2 separate regions of the Homo sapiens genome follow, and region 2 is linked to region 1. Evidence: chromatin loops called from intact Hi-C (ENCODE). Cell type or tissue: GM12878. All regions are shown on one strand.

The links. Hi-C counts contacts between places; a loop is a spot of excess contacts. Peaks named below come from ENCODE experiments on the same cell type or tissue, not always from the same donor. Only the 100,000 strongest peaks of a DNase experiment are listed, where the experiment ranks them.
Region 2: a loop joins it to region 1, with 6 times the contacts of the local background. A loop is called at or near these places in 9 of 110 quality-filtered maps.

The regions. Positions count from the first base shown.
Region 1 is chr2:204,045,943-204,053,942 of GRCh38, reverse strand. No RefSeq gene overlaps it. Among named protein-coding and RNA genes, the nearest start is that of ICOS, 110 kb to the right of the region's middle. In GM12878, no CTCF peak of the experiment used is centred here; DNase peaks (open chromatin) are centred at 4,005 and 7,598.
Region 2 is chr2:203,925,556-203,933,555 of GRCh38, reverse strand. LOC101927840 (a long non-coding RNA gene) reads left to right here. Exons shown (of 4, transcript XR_427213.4): 4 at 1,059-1,239. Among named protein-coding and RNA genes, the nearest start is that of ICOS, 7.2 kb to the left of the region's middle. In GM12878, no CTCF peak of the experiment used is centred here; no DNase peak of the experiment used is centred here.

The sequences.
Region 1 (8,000 bases):
TATCCCAAAATGAATTTCCATTCACATCAGAAGTTGTACCTCTGCCATTGAATACTGAGGTTATTGACATTTGGATTTTTGTCTTGGATTCCTTTACTAGCAAATTGCCAAGCAAACAAAAAGGACATTTTTTACAATAGGACATTTGTGACTAGGAGTTGGAAATTAATTGAGAATCAGAAGCCTTCGCTCTTGGCTTTGCCAGTGACTTTCAGCAGAACTTGGAAAAGCCATCATTTCACTTGGTTTTACTTTCCCCAGCCTTTGAAAAGTGGAGCTAGAAATAGCTCAGAATAGGACAGTCACGCCGATTTGGCAATGAGAGGCCACTGCATAAAGACTTAAATATTAGGACCTTCAATCTGTAAATGTGGTAGTGGATAAGTTGAAAACTGATATGTGCCTTAAATTCTAGGGTACTAGGAGACACAGACTGAATTTGCAAGGGGCATATTTAGGTACAGCAAAAGACAGTTATACTTTATATAGCAAGAGTAAAGTTAATTTCAAAAAATCTATGTATAAGAGATTCATAAATGATTAAGAGGAGCTGTGGTGATTTGTGGTGTATTCCACAGAGACAGAGAATGCTGGACTTGATTAATCTGGGTCTAACCTATAAAAAATCTCATATTTATATGCTTTATCTGACTATAAAATAAATTCCAAAGTTCTCATAAGGGTTTTGTTGTTGAGGATCTATGAATGCTCAGCATAAGGAAGACATAAATAGAAATGTTTTCATTTCTATGCACAGGTGACTATAAATACAGGCTCCTGGAAGTTGTGCCCTCATCCCTGACCAATTTTCCTGTCCAGTTTGGTTCACAGCAGTATTAAAGCACAGGCCATGGAGTCAGGCACCCTGAAACTTAATCCCTAGTCTTCTAATGACCGGGTGTATAATCTTAATCACATCATTTTACCTCCTGAGCCACAGAATCTTCATGTGTGAAATGAAGTTTGGATTTGACTTTAGGTACTCTCTTCCATCTCTAAAACTATATCTAGCAAGAAAACCCTGTAAGACAGGCAGCAGATTTCCTTTTTATTAAAGAGTTGGAGTACAAGATAATTCTTTTTTTCGAGACAGAGTCTCGCTTTTGTTGCCCAGGCTGGAGTGCAGTGGTGCGATCTCTGCTCACTGCAACCTCTGTCTCCTGGGTTCAAGCAATTCTCCTGCCTCAGCCTCCTCAGTAGCTAGGATTAAAGACGTGCACCACTATTCCCAGCTAATTTTTATATTTTTAGTAGAGACGAGGTTTCACCATGTTGGCCAGGCTGGTCTCAAACTCCTGACCTCGTGATCCGCCCGCCTCAGCCTCCCAAAGTGTTGGGATTACAGGCATGAGCCACCATGGCCGGCCTGAGAATTCTTAGACATCTTTAAATACAAGGTGATTTGTGCCTGGTCAAGAACAATACACAAATGGTTATTGTGCATGGACTAAATGGAAAACTAAGAAAGCACAAATGCTCTGCCATGCAGGCTTCTTCCTAGTTATTCTTTTACTCTCAGAGAAGCTGAGTGCTGCAAAGATCAGGAAAATGAGGGTGACTGACAGTGCTGCAGGCTATGACAAGCAATCTTTCATTGCATGACTAGATAACAATGGAAATAAGACATCGTCTTTTTTATCAAATACAATATTTGCCATCTCTTGTTAAGGAACATGATGCAATTAAACCACCAATCTTACCCTCTGTGTTCCTCTCTCACTCACAACTTACTCAAACAAAATTTTGGCTGATACTTTAGAGTCTCTTAGGCAACACTCAACGTTGGAAATGTTTTCCTTATTCTGTCCTGTGTCCAACTTTCAATTAAAAAAAATGAAGGAGAAAAGGGTTTTCCTTGATTGCAAATTCTTAAGGGAGGTTTTAAATTTTTTGCAGACAAATTGCTTTAGGTACATCGACTTCATAATTTGTGTGTGGCTAATTGGATTGCCTGATTAAGGACATGGCCATTGTTCCAAGATAGCAATTGCTGGACAGGGTTGCTCTGGTGGCTGAAAAGCCCTCTAGCGTATAATTCTACACCTCTGATTTGATGCGATTTGTAGTGTCTAAAGCCAAAGGAAAACTATGAGACTTCTGAAAGCGCCTGCACCAATGAGTAACCTACAGTCTTCCCACAGTCTCAGGGATTCTCCGACTTCTGCAGAGCCTAGATCCTGAAGCTTACACATGACTTAAGACAAGAAGAGCGGCCCCAGCTGCATGGATGGCATATTGCCTCAACATCGCTACCCCATTAGCATTGGGCTGCAAATAAGCTATCCATCTAACCACTAGGGGTCCCAATCTTTATACCCTTGCCTATCTTTATTAGAACATCCTTTTATTAAAGGTAGAAATGCAGAATATATTAAACCAACAGGTCTAAAGGTCTATTTCACATAAACCTTTACCACTAGTGCTTTGATGGTATGAAATGCCACATGATCCTATATCTGGTTTAAGTCTGCAATATAACATGGAGATGAGAGGGTAGCATGTACTTACATATGAGTTCAGTGCATCTGATTTTGAACTATCCCATTTTTACCCTGATTTCTGGGGTTTCCAAATAAAAGTCAAGGGAATACAAAATATTACTTAAAGCAAAGCTAAAATTGCATGTTTTAAATTTTTATGTCAAGAAATGCAAAATTAATACTCTCCTGCGATATTGCTCATTAATACTGTACTTAGACTAAGCTATAGTTTTAATGGCCTAATTCAAAAGAACGGAAAATTTTATTTTACTTTAATTTAAATCATTTAGATGTATGAGCTCTTTTATTTCCACTGGCACTTTTTCACAGTGAGCGTAATAGGGATGAAGTTGATCTCAAACTCTCTCATAGAACATAAACTCTTGATGGACTGAAACGAAGCTGAGCCTCTGAATGCTTAGGACATAATGAGCTGGATGGATTGGGAGAGCAGGTCGTTGAAACTACACAGATTGGGACACCCAGGGGGGATGTCCACATGATCGGGTCAGAGAAAAAGCACAAGGCAGCTCAGAGGTATTACTTCTCAGTATGGCATCCCCATTTGAAACAGCTGCAAAACAAGCCACAGCTTGGGAATGTGGCAAGGTTTCAGCAGCGTGGAGGTGGTAAGAACATCCAGAAGTGCCATTAAGCCTCGTGAAGGAATAGACAGAGGAATTCATGAAACAAAGCCTGGCCAGCAGCAGGCCCAGCTAATAATCAAAAGACAGTCTATATTCCCCTCAGCATAGTGGGGCTATGGCTTAGGGAGTCTGGGCTCTTCTCCCAGCCTGGCCACCAACTGTCCTCAGTTTTCTCATCTACAATATGTATGTAGGTCCTGGGCTGGAAGAACTCTAAAGTCTCTGCCCACTCTAGTGTTCTGTTCTTTGATAAAATAGCTCCAGGAAAATTGAGTTTTAAGCACTGTTATAGGAAAGCATAAGAAAGAGTCACTCGTTTATTAAATATCTTCTGTATAAATAGTTATATGCTAGTAACAGCACTATTCACAGTATTTTTATCACAGTGGATATATGGCATAAAAGTAAGCACTAAGGTTATCTCCCCAAACAGCATGATCACTGTTCTTAATATTTCTTATGAATACTATTGTCTTCTGTACTACATATTTCAGCCCAAATAAAACAGGATTGAAGAAATACAATTACACAGAATTTTAAGGCAATGCAGAAGGAAGGTGTCAATGTCAGTCAGTGACTTCCTAAGAGATTCCTTTGTTTCTTCATTGTACTTATTGCAGATCTGCCAAATTGAGCCAGGGTCTAAGAGTAGAAGAAGAGATATTTTCATTTTTCTGTAACAATTTTTTCTTTCCAGCATATAGCCATTATTAGAGCATCCTACTCATTTTTAGAAGGTAAACTGATCTCAACAGTAAACCCACAATGAGAAGCAGGAAAACTGAGACCACATGGACTGCAGGAATGGGGTAAAATACAGGGCTGACCCATAAGAAGTGTCCCCAACAACACAAAAACATTTCATAAAGGAAGGTGGAGGGTTCTGATGCAGGATGTGGTTAATAGTTAAGAGCAAGACCACAATGACTAGATGGCCTAGGTTCATATCTCACCCTCCTACTACTAGCTGTGTGACCTTAGGTAAGTTATGTAAACTCTGTGTCTTGGTTCCAGACTCATATATCCAGCTGCCTACTCAGCAATTCCACCTACATGTCAAAGTTAACATGCCCCAAATTAAACTCTTTATTTCCAATTCCTCCCAACCCCTACCTAAATTTGGTCTTCACCCAGTCTCCCACAACTCAGTAAAAGGAAATTTCCTTCCACCAAAAGCCTCTTGGAGTCATTCTTGATGCATCTTTCTTTTTTTTTTTTTTTTTGAGATGGAGTCTCGCTCTGTCACCCAGGCTGGAGTGCAGTGGCGAGATCTCGGCTCACTGCAACCTGCACCTCCTGGGTTCAAGTGATTCTCCTCTCTCAGCCTCCTGAGTAGCTGGGATTACAGGTGCACACCGCCATGCCTGGCTAATTTTTCGTATTTTAGTAGAAACGGGGTTTCACCATGTTGCCCAGGCTGCTCAGACTCCTGACCTCAGGCAATCCGACTGCCTTGGCCTCCCAAAGTGCTAGGATTACAGGCATGAGCCACATCCCACATCCATGATGCCAGCTAAATCCTATTGGATCAGCCTTACAAATACATCTCCCATCTGACCACTTCCAAACACTCCTATGTCCACCACCCTAGTCCCCACCCTCTCTTACCTGGACTATTACAGTAACCTCCCATATGGTCCCTCCTTTCCTACCCTTGTCCCCTAACAGTCCCTACTCCTCAGAACATCTAGCGTGTTCTTTCTAATCCTAAGGCTCCTACTCCAACAGCCCCATTGACTTTCTTTTTTTCTTCCCAATGACTTATCATCTCACTCAGAGTCAAACCCCAAATCCTCACCGTGACCTACAAGACCCTACCAGATGACCCCTCCTACTTCTGTAACCTCAACTCCTCCCTTTATCCCTTGGACTCGTTCTACTCCAGCCACACTGCCATCTTGCTATTCCTGGAACAAACCAAGGAAGCCCTTCCCTCTGCCTTGAACCCTCTTTAAATATTTACAATCCTAACTCACTTCCTTCAAAGTTCTGCTCAGATGTCACCTTATTAGAGAGGGAGGGTTCCCCAACTCTCCTAAATAAGACATCACCTGTTCCCCCAGCAGGCTCCATCTCCTCTCTTTGTACTTCCTGGCACTCCATATGATATATACATGTTTATTTGTTAACTGTCTATATCCCATTACTATATGGTAATCTCCATGAGAGTAGGAACTTTATATGGTTTGTTCACTGCTGTCTCCCCAATGCCTCAAACAGTAGGTGTTCAACAAATATTTGTCAAATGATTAAATAAATTAATATAAAATATTAGGGTAATTATAATTATTAAAATATGAAATAATTGGGATAGTAATAGAGCCTACCACATAAGGTTGTATGGACTTTAAGATAATAGATGTAAAATGCTTAGAACAGAAGCTCATTAAACATTAACTACTAATGTTAATATCAAATTTGCTTTGCTATCCAAGATGTTCATCTAGTGGTAGGGGCAAATTTTAGGATAGTGGAAAAATCAAAAGCACTTGGACTACAGCACATTAGCTCAAGAAGGATCCATCAAAGATAAAGCAGGACCCAGTAGGTGGCATGGAGGATACTGGAATTAAATTCACAATGTGAGAGAAAGAGGCCTCATAAGATTATGTTGATGGGTGGAGCCCCAGCAAAGCTGACTAGGGTTCAAGACTGAGCTTCAGTACTGCTGAAATTAAAGAATGAGATGAAACCAGATGTGGTGTCTCATGCTTATAATCCCAGCACCTTAAGAGGGCAAGGCAGGCAGATTGCCTGAGCTCAGGAGTTCAAGACCAACCCGGACAACATGATGAAACCCGGTCTCTACAAAAAATACAAACATTAGCCTGGTGTGGTGGCGCATGCCTGTAATCCCAACTACTTGGGAGGCTGAGGCAGGAGGATCGCTTGAGCCTGGGGAGTCGGGGCTGCAGTGAACAATGACACCACTGCATTCCAGCCTGGGCGACAGAACGAGACCCTGTCTCCAAAAAAAAAAAAAAAAAGAGAGAGAGAGAGATGAGACCAAAAAATGATTCTTATTTGCTCCGGAGAGCACTCCGGTATTTCCTCCTTAGCTTCAGGCTCCCTCCCAAACTCTGGGGCAGAAAGGCAAGAGTTGCATGGACAGATTCTCTGCAAGGTGCTGAGCAAGGTAGCAGACATGCCAGGTCTTGAGTGCATTGTGTCTAGAGGTAGAGCACAGAGGAGGAAAAGGTGAGCAGAAGGCAAGATGGTGTACAGGGAGTGTGCCAACCAGAGAGAGCTCTGGGGAGAAGAATAAGAGGCTCTTCTCATTAGCTCAGGGACTTGAGGGGGCTGGTAATCTATAGCAGGGGTCCCCAACCCCTGGCCCATGGACCAGTACTGGTCAGTGGCCTGTTGGAACTGGACGGCACAGCAGGAGGTGATCAGCATTACCTCCTAAGCTCCACCTCCTTTCCGATTGGCCAGCGGCATTAGATTCTCATAGTAGTGCGAACCTTATTGTGAACTGAGCATGTGAGGGATCTAGGCTGAGCATTCCTCATCAGAATCTAATGCCTGATGATCTGAGGTGGAACAGTTTCATCCCAAGCCAGCCCCTTCCACCTCCCCCAACCCAATGGCTGTGGAAAACCTGTCTTCCAGGAAACCGGTCCCTGACACCAAAAAGGTTGGGAACTGCTAATCTACAGCATATGTATAAAGACAATGTTAAGCAGGCAAGAGCTGGACATCACAAGTTCTCTGTATATGAATATGTGTGTGTCTAAATCTACTACACCTCCTACATCTGTAGATATTCTCTCTCTCTTTCTCTCTCTGTCTGTCTCTGCCTCTCTCTCTCTCTCTTTCTCTCTCTCTCTCTCTCTCACACACACACACACACACACACAGGAGAGATCACATTTATGGAAGATCACATGGGACCTCCAATGAGGCAGTGGCTGAAGGGATATCCTGATATTAAACTTTTTATAAAAGAAAGTGTTTTAAGGTATATAGAAATATGTTTGAGTGGAGTGGAGTCGAATGGAGAAAAGGAAAACAGATGAGTTTAGTTGTTAGTAGCTGCTGCTTCTAATGGGGATTAGAGACACACCAAATGGGATAGCCCAGGAGTAAGGACACTCTGTCCCACGAAGTTTCCAAGTCCCAACTTAAGAGCTGCGGGGCCTGGTTTGAATCCTGATTCTACCACTTACAAATACTTTGACCTTGGTAAAGTAATGTGAACTCTGAAAAATGAGGCTGGTGGCACCTATCTCATTAGGTTGTTGGGCTAATTCAATAGAAGTAAGTATGTCAGGTGCCTTTTACCGTTCCTAACACATAGTGCGTGCTCAATCAGATTGCACTAAATTTTATGGAGAACTTATCCCAGGGGAATATCTAATGTAGGGCTTTTTCCAAAGAAAGTAATTCTCAGGCTATCTATGAAAAGACAAGTTACTCAAAGCAAGTAGATTTATGTCAAGGGAACAGGCCACCTGGAGAGACAGACATTCAGATGCCAGTTATGTTTCCAAAATAGCCTTTCTTCTGCAAACTCATTTGCATAAGGCTCTCTCTTCTTGAGAGTCTACCTTTTAAACCAGAGATTATGTTCCTGTTCTTGCTAACTGAAACTTGCATTCTCCTTTCTTTTTAAAAATTCTTTGTACTGGCTGGGCATGATGGCTCACACTTATAATCCCAGCACTTTGGGAAGCAGAGGCAGGAGGATCACTTGAAGCCAGTTCAGGACCAGTCTGGACAACACACTGAGACTTTGTCAATTTAAAAAAAAAAAGAAAAAAAAGTCCTTTGTACCTTTTCTGTTCTTGAGAATGGGAAGTAGAGCTATTTTATATGAAAAAAAAGTGTAGCCCTTAATTATGAGTTATAAACCCACAGAAATGCAACATAT
Region 2 (8,000 bases), 120 kb after region 1:
CCTTATGAAGGGCAACTCCTTCCCCAGTTCGGCCTCATCTCTTGCCACATTTGTTCTTTCTTCCTTCTGTACCAAATGTTTCCATCACGTTGAATGACATGAAGTTCTCCAAATTCCCCAAACTAACTCTTCCTTCTACTGCCAGGAGCCATCATTTTGTCTGTGCTTCCCCTCCTCACCACTCTAGCCTACCTTCTTTGGCAGATATTCCACCATTCTTCAGGCCTTTGCTTCCATACCCATCGATTCATCAAAGACATCAAACCAATGTCATTCACTCCCAACCACCCCCATAACTAGTGTCCATTTAGTGGCTTTTCTGCAACCTCCCAATGCTCCTCTGTGTCCCCCATCCTAGAAATCATTATGTTATCGGTGGAAGGTATCTTAGTTACCAGCAGAAAATCTGTACAGGTCTGCAGCAACCTCATTTCTTGCCTCTTCAGAACAAAGAATTTGACTGAGAAGCATAAGGCAGAAATACAGACCGAGGCAAGTTTCAGAGCAGGAATAGAAGTTTATTTTAAAAAGCTTTAGAACAGAAAAAAGGAGCATGTGCTTGGAAGAGGCCCAAGGTCAAGTGTGGTGTTTAACCTTGATTTTAGGACTTTATAGGCTGGCCTCTTTCACAGGATTCTTCCCTTAGGGTGGGCTGCCCGCATGTGCAGTGCCCTCCTTACCCTTAGGAGGTGAGCACATGCAGTGTGTTTAGGAAACTGTACGTGTGCTCATCTGAGGCTTTCTTCCCTTTTCTGGTGGTGTGCCTCCAGAGGCCATTTTGTCTCTTAATGCGCAGGCCCAGGAAGTTGCTTCTACCTGGTACCCGCATTCAATTAACACTTTAGTGCAACAGGTGTGGACCATCAGGAAATGACCTCTCCCTGGCACCAGCTGCCAATTTATCACTTTTAGAGAGGCAATGTGATAATTGCCAAACCATCACCCAGCATTCCTATGAGTGGGGGAAGAGCCCTCTCCTGCCCAGCTCATGCTTGTCTAGCTACCTGTAACAATTGTAACAATTATACCACTGTAATGGCCTGTTTGCTTTCCAACAGCTTCTACTAAACTGTGAGAAACATCAGAACAAGAACTGAAGATGTCTTCGGGTTTTTTTGTTACTGTTTGTTTGAGACGGAGTCTCACTCTGTCACCACGCTGGACTGCGGTGGCAACCTCTCAGCTCGCTGCAACCTCCACCTCCCGAGTTCAAGCGATTCTCCTGCCTCAGCCTCCCGAGTAGCTGGGGCTACAGGTGCATGCCATCATGCCCAGCTAATTTCTGTATTTTTAGTAGAGACGGGGTTTCACCATGTTGGCCAGGATAGTCTCGATCTCTTGACCTTGTGATCTGCCCGCCTCAGCCTAAAGATGCCTTCTTTGCAAGTATGTTTGCAATGCTCCACAACTATTTATTGAATGAACAAGTGTTTGAAGAATCCTTGACTTTTGGAGGAACCATATGACCTTGGGAATGCTCACCAATGACAATTTTTCACTCTGAATCATAATGTGAGAGCAGAAAATTATCAAAACATGTTTGTATTTCACATTGAAATTAATTGAATAAATATATAATTCATCATCCTGATTCATCTCTCATCACTTGCCCATCTCTAATCATAAAACAAAAGTATATTCCATTTTGACAGCCAAATATTTTCTCATTTAAAGTTATTAATTAATCCATAAAGCCCAGAAAACTGATTATATATTTCCATGAGGGGTGAAAAAAATCAGCATGAGATGTGACTGCCAAATGGTATGATTGATATTTTTAACAAATATACTGCCACTTATTCATGTTGGCCTTCATTCCAATGATAGTATATTCCTCAAAACATAAGTAAGGCACCTCTCTGGATCCCATTCCTTCCAGCCTCTGCAGAGTTCAGGCTCCCTTAGTTCTGTCTTTGGCTCCTGAGTTACCATTCTACAGTTCTGTATTCATCTGTTCTCACACTGCTATGAAGAAATACCTGAGACTGAGTAATTTACAAAGATAAGACATTTACTTGACACACAGTTCCGCATGGCTTGGGAGGTCTAAGGAAACTTACACTCATGGCAGAAGGCACCTCTTCATAGGGCAGCAGCAGAGAGAATGAGTGCCAGCAAGGGAAATGCCAGATGCTTATAAAACCATCAGATCTCATGAGAACTCACTCACTATCATGAGAACAACGTGGGGGAAACCACCCTCATGATTCAATTACCTCCCATCACGTCTTTCCCATGACACATGGGGATTCTGGGGATTACAATTCAAGATGAGATTTGGGTGGGGATACAGCCAAACCATACAGCCAAACCTGCCCCTGGCCCCTCCCAAATCTCATGTCCTTACATTTCAAAACACCATCATGTCTTCCCAACAGTCCCCCAAAGTCTTAGCTCATTCCAGCATTAACCCAAAAGTCCAAGTCCAAAGTCGCATCTGAAACAAGGCAAGTCCCTTCCACCTATGAGCCTGTAAAGTCAAAAGCAAGTTACTTACTTCCTACATACAATGGGAGTGGTATGGTTTGGCTGTGTACCCACCCAAATCTCACCTTGAATTGTAATAATTCCCATGTGTCAAGGGCAGGGCCAGGTGGAGATAACTGAATTGTGGGGGTGGTTTCCCCCATACTGTTCTCATGGTAGTGAATAAGTCTCATGAGATCTGATGGTTTTATAAATAGGAGTTCCCCTGCACAAGCCCTCCTGCCACCATGTAAGACATGCCTTCACTTCTCCTTTGCCTTCCGCCACGATTGTGAGGCCTTCCCAGCCATGTGGAACTGTGAGTCCATTAAACCTCTTTCCTTTATAAATTACGCAGTCTCAGGAATGTCTTTAGTAGCAATGTGAGAACAGACGAATACAGGAGGTACATGCATTGGGTAAATACACGCATTCCAAATGGGAGAAATTGGCCAAAATGAAGGGGCTACAGGCCCCATGCAAGTCCGAAATCCAATAGGGCAGTCACTAAACCTTAAAGTTCTGAAATGATCTCCTTTGATTCCATGTCTCATATCCATGAGGTGGGCTTATAAGACCATCAGATCTCATGAGAATTCACTCACTATCGTGAGAACAGCATAAGGGAAACTGCCCCCACGATTCAATTATCTCCCACTTGGTCCCTCCTATGACCCATGGGATTAAGGAGATTACAGTTCAAGATGAGATTTGCGTGGGGCACAGCCAAACCATGCCACGTTGCTTCTCTACAGTTTATAACCAGCTAGAATCACACACATACACACACACACACACACACACACACACACAGCTTCAGCTGTACATTGCCGCTAGGGAATATGAATCCAGTGTAACCATCTCTTCTGATTTTTTCCAAAGACACATGAAATTCTAGTCTTTGTGGGAAACATCCCCATTTTTAAATTTTGGAGCTTATTCAAAAAGTTTAAAATACACCATGAGCCAACATTATAGGAAGCAAACAAAACATATCTAAAGATCCAGTTTGGCCCATGGACTATTCATTTTTAACTTCTGCTTTAAAGGATGACACTCAATTGGCAGTACATACATACATATATATATATATGCACATAAAATTCAAAGACCTTTGTTTTAGACCTGACTCTGTCACTTACCAACTGTGTGGTCTTGAGAAAGATGCCTAACCTCTCTGAGCGAAAGTTCACTCATTTGTAATCACAGAGGATCCTTGTGAGGACCAAAAGGTAATGTATATGAAAGCTCTTAAAAACTATTACATAGGCCGGGCGCGGTGGCTCACGCCTGCAATCCCAACACTTTGGGAGGCCAAGGCAGGCGGATCACGAGGTCAGGAGATCGAGATCATCCTGGCTAACACGGTGAAACCCCGTCTCTACTAAAAATACAAAAAATTAGCCGGGTGTGATGGTGGGCGCCTGTAGTCCCAGCTACTTGGGAGGCTGAAGCAGGAGAATGGCATGAACCCGGGAGGCGGAGCTTGCAGTGAGCCGAGATCGTGCCACTGCACTCCAGCCTGGGTGACAGAGCGAGACTCCATCTCAAAAAAAAAAAAAAAAAAAAAGTACATAATGCCAAAAATATAGTTATTATTATTTTAAATTTTCATGACTCTTTAATCATCATTGATATTTTTGAAATATTGTATTATGTTTGGACTCATCCCAAATTTTTGTACTCAGGATTAAGACTGGTTACCCTCTTTCAGAAAAATCATGAAAATAGTAACATTGGTCTTCTTTGAGTGGCTGTTCAGAGTAAGATTTTAAGATTTTAATAACCTCTTCCCAGTAATTGATGTATTTTTAGGATATAAAATGATAACTTCAAACTATGCAATGCATTCCATTTCAAAACTGCTGTCTTTTTTCTTTTCTTTGGAAGCACCTTAAATGGCAAAAATAACCTCTTCTCCAAATCCAACTGAAAGCCTAAATGGCCTTCACCCAAGGAGCTTAGATAGGCTGGAACACTACACTGGAATTTGGTAGAAATTATAGAGATTAAGTCAAATTATATTAGGTTTCTTGGGTTATGCTTTGTGTGAATGGATGACACCTACTGGTATAAACTGAAAATTGGCTTTCTCTTTTCAAAAAGAAAAATAACTGCTCATCTCTCAGACCAAGAAGGGAAAAAAATCACCTCCAGCAGAGTCCAACACTGTTAAAAGTGTAATCACCAGATGTACAAGCCAAGGATTTTGTGAAATCATGAAAAAATGTTCATGATACAGTAAATGAAAAAAGCAAGCTATATGTACAACATATATATAAGCTTAATGTTTAAAAATTTTATATAAAAATCTATAAAGAAAAATATACAAAAACAATATATAGAAAAAGGGAAAGGATAGGCACCAGAATGTTAATTTGCTAATTAATATGCTAAGTATAACTAATGATTATTTTTCCTTTATGTTTTCTGCACTTTCAAAACCTTCTCCTATGCCCATGTAGCAATTCAGCAAACAAAATTCAGATGTAATTTTGTTTCCACCAATCAGATGTGCCAATACCTCACTTGCTTTTGGAACTGCATTAATGGCAGACAAGTGGTAGACATCTATTTTGCTAGCACAAATGGTCACAGCAGGATAGTCTTATAGCCAGTTGATTTGAGACATGGCAGCCTCTAACAATGGTCATGGCAGCCTCTAACAATGGTCATGGCAGCTTTTATTTTTATGATAAAAACCATGTAAGTCTGGGGGCTGGGAGTTATTTCTAGAAGCTAAGCCCAATAATCTGCTTCTCCAGCCCTTCCAAATATTTTGTAATATCTGGCAACAAATCTTTTTCTGGTTAAACTAGAGAGAATGGTTTTAGGTTTCTTGGGTTTTTTATTAATTTATTATAACAGCAATAAACAAATATTCTATGTGTGAGTGTGTGTCATTGTTTTTTCTTCCATAAAGTTTTACAAAATTACCTTAAGTATGAGGAAGCAGAATACCTAAAGCACAAAGAATGAAAGTGTTAAAATAACTCAATAAATTATGGCCAGGCAATGCCCTTGTTGGTGGTGTTTTTTTAAAAATATCCATTGTCACCTAATTTTTTTTGCCAAATGAACCTGAAAATCATGTTTAAATTTTCACAAGTTCTCCCTGCCCAATCTTTCTGCTCTCCATATTCCACTGGAATTTTGATTCCATACAGTGCTGAGTGCCTAGACTTCCACATTACTACTTGAGATCCCAAAAGCATCCCACAGCTTAGTAATTCATAGCTTTTACAAGCCATTTTATTTTAAAAGTTAGATGAAGATTTAACAGATGCCATTATGAGTGCTATAAGAATGTGCATATGTGAAACTTCATACTTTTTATCAATGTACACCTTTATTTCTTAATCACTATATCATATATTGAATAGACTTTGGTGGTTTTAAGAAATTAACATATAACAAGAATTGTCCCAGCTGGGCGTGGTGGCTCATGCCTGTAATTACAGCACTTTGGGAGACCAAGGCAGGTGGATCACTTGAGGTCAGGAGTTTGAGACCAGCCTGGACAACATGGGGAAACCTGTCTCTACTAAAAATACAAAAATTATCCAGGCACGGTGGCGAGTGCCTGTAATCCCAGTTACTCGGGAGGCTGAGGCAGGAGAATCTCTTGAATCTGGGAGGCAGAGGTTGCAGTGAACCAAGATTGCATCACTGCACTCCAGCCTGAGCGACAGAGCGAGAGACTCCATCTCAAAAAAATAAAAATAAAAATAAAAATAAAAATAAAATTGTCCCCATTCTTAAGTGTTGAACCACTTGAGAAGAGGGGCAAGGATCTCACAGACATTTAGGGTTAGACAGGGAATTATAAGAAATGATGACTGAGATAAGTAATTGTCCAAAAAAAATAGAAATGGTTGAAGAGTTTAATGGAGAAGATGGAGTGACAGATCACAATGTCTTGGTGATTAAGGCAGGTAAAAGAGATAATAAAGACAGAAAATACATTAACTCACATTTGTATGGGATGGTACAGTGTGTGTAACACCTACACACGTTATACGGTAAAAACCAATGACCTTGCACAAAATGGATATTATCACCTACACCTTGTTAGAATGGAAACCTAAGTCTCAAAGAAGTTAAACGGTTTGCCCAAATTAGCTAAGCCAGGACCAGAACTCATATGTACTCACTTCTAGATTAGTGCTGTTACAAGTGTCTAGAAAGAAAAAGAGAAACAAAGGGGTTAGGCTTGCTGAAGTTTATCCTGGAGGCTTGGTTCTATCTTAGACTCTCTGAGTTTACATTTTCCTGTGCCTAATGAATACAATTGTAAAAACTACTAGACACAGTCTCCCCTCTGTTGACCATTGATCATTTCCCAAATTAGAGATGCACTGAAGTGTCCAGACCTTTCTTATTTTACCTCTTAATAAGTCATTTGATATAAAAAATAAAAACAGTTTTGGTAGATGTGGTTATAAAGCCATGAAAATTAATATCACACTCTATTATCCCAACCCCCATCTTAAGTCTTTAGAATTATTTTATGACAGGTACACTAGATTTACTATCAAGACACTGTAAACCCAAACTGGACCTCCAGCCCAGGGGATGAGCAGTTTCTTCATATAGCATACTGAATCAAAATCTCCAAGGAGCACAGGTCGAGTGAGAATTGTCAGAGTGAAATTAAAGTTCATCCAAAAGAAAACTTTTTTTAGTAAAAAAGAGTAAAGACAATTACTAGGACTGCCACACATTAAACCATATTATAAAGTTATAATAATTCAATCATGTTAGACTGGAATAAAGATAGACAATTCAACAGAATAGACTATATATCCAGAACTAGGTATTTGTGTATATAAAAATTTAATGTTTGATACCATCATTACACTGGATGGGGTTCAGTTGCAGATAACAGAAACCATTCTCTCTAGTTTAACCAGAAAAGGATTTGTTACCAGATATTACAAAATATTTGGAAGGGCTGGAGAAGCAGATTCTTGGGCTTAGCTTCTAGAAATAACTCCCAGCCCCCAGACTTACATGGTTTTTATCATAATAATAAAAGCTGCCATGACCATTGTTAGAGGCTGCCATGTCTCAAATCGACTGGCTATAAGACTATCCTGCTGTGACCATTTGTGCTAGAAAAATAGATGTCTATCACTTGTCTGCCATTAATGCAGTTTCAAAAGCAAGTGAGGTATCGGCACATCTGATTGGTGGAAACAAAATTACATCTGAAACATAGCTGCAAGGAACCCCAGGAAAGCTCATTTTCAAATTTTCAGCCACTATAATATAGGAAGGCTCACTTGGATGTTAGAGTGGAATTTGAGCAAGTGAATTCTAGTATCTACCAAAAATAGCATTTCACATCAGCTAGAAAAGAAGAGTTATTTAATAAATGATGACAAAGCATTTGGGTAGCTAGTTTAAAAAAGATGTATTTAGATCTATACCTTACACTCTACATCAAAATTAACTGCATATAAATTAAAAAGTTAAATTATAAAATTCACATTAATAAATGAAAGAACATAAAGAAATATTTTCTACATACA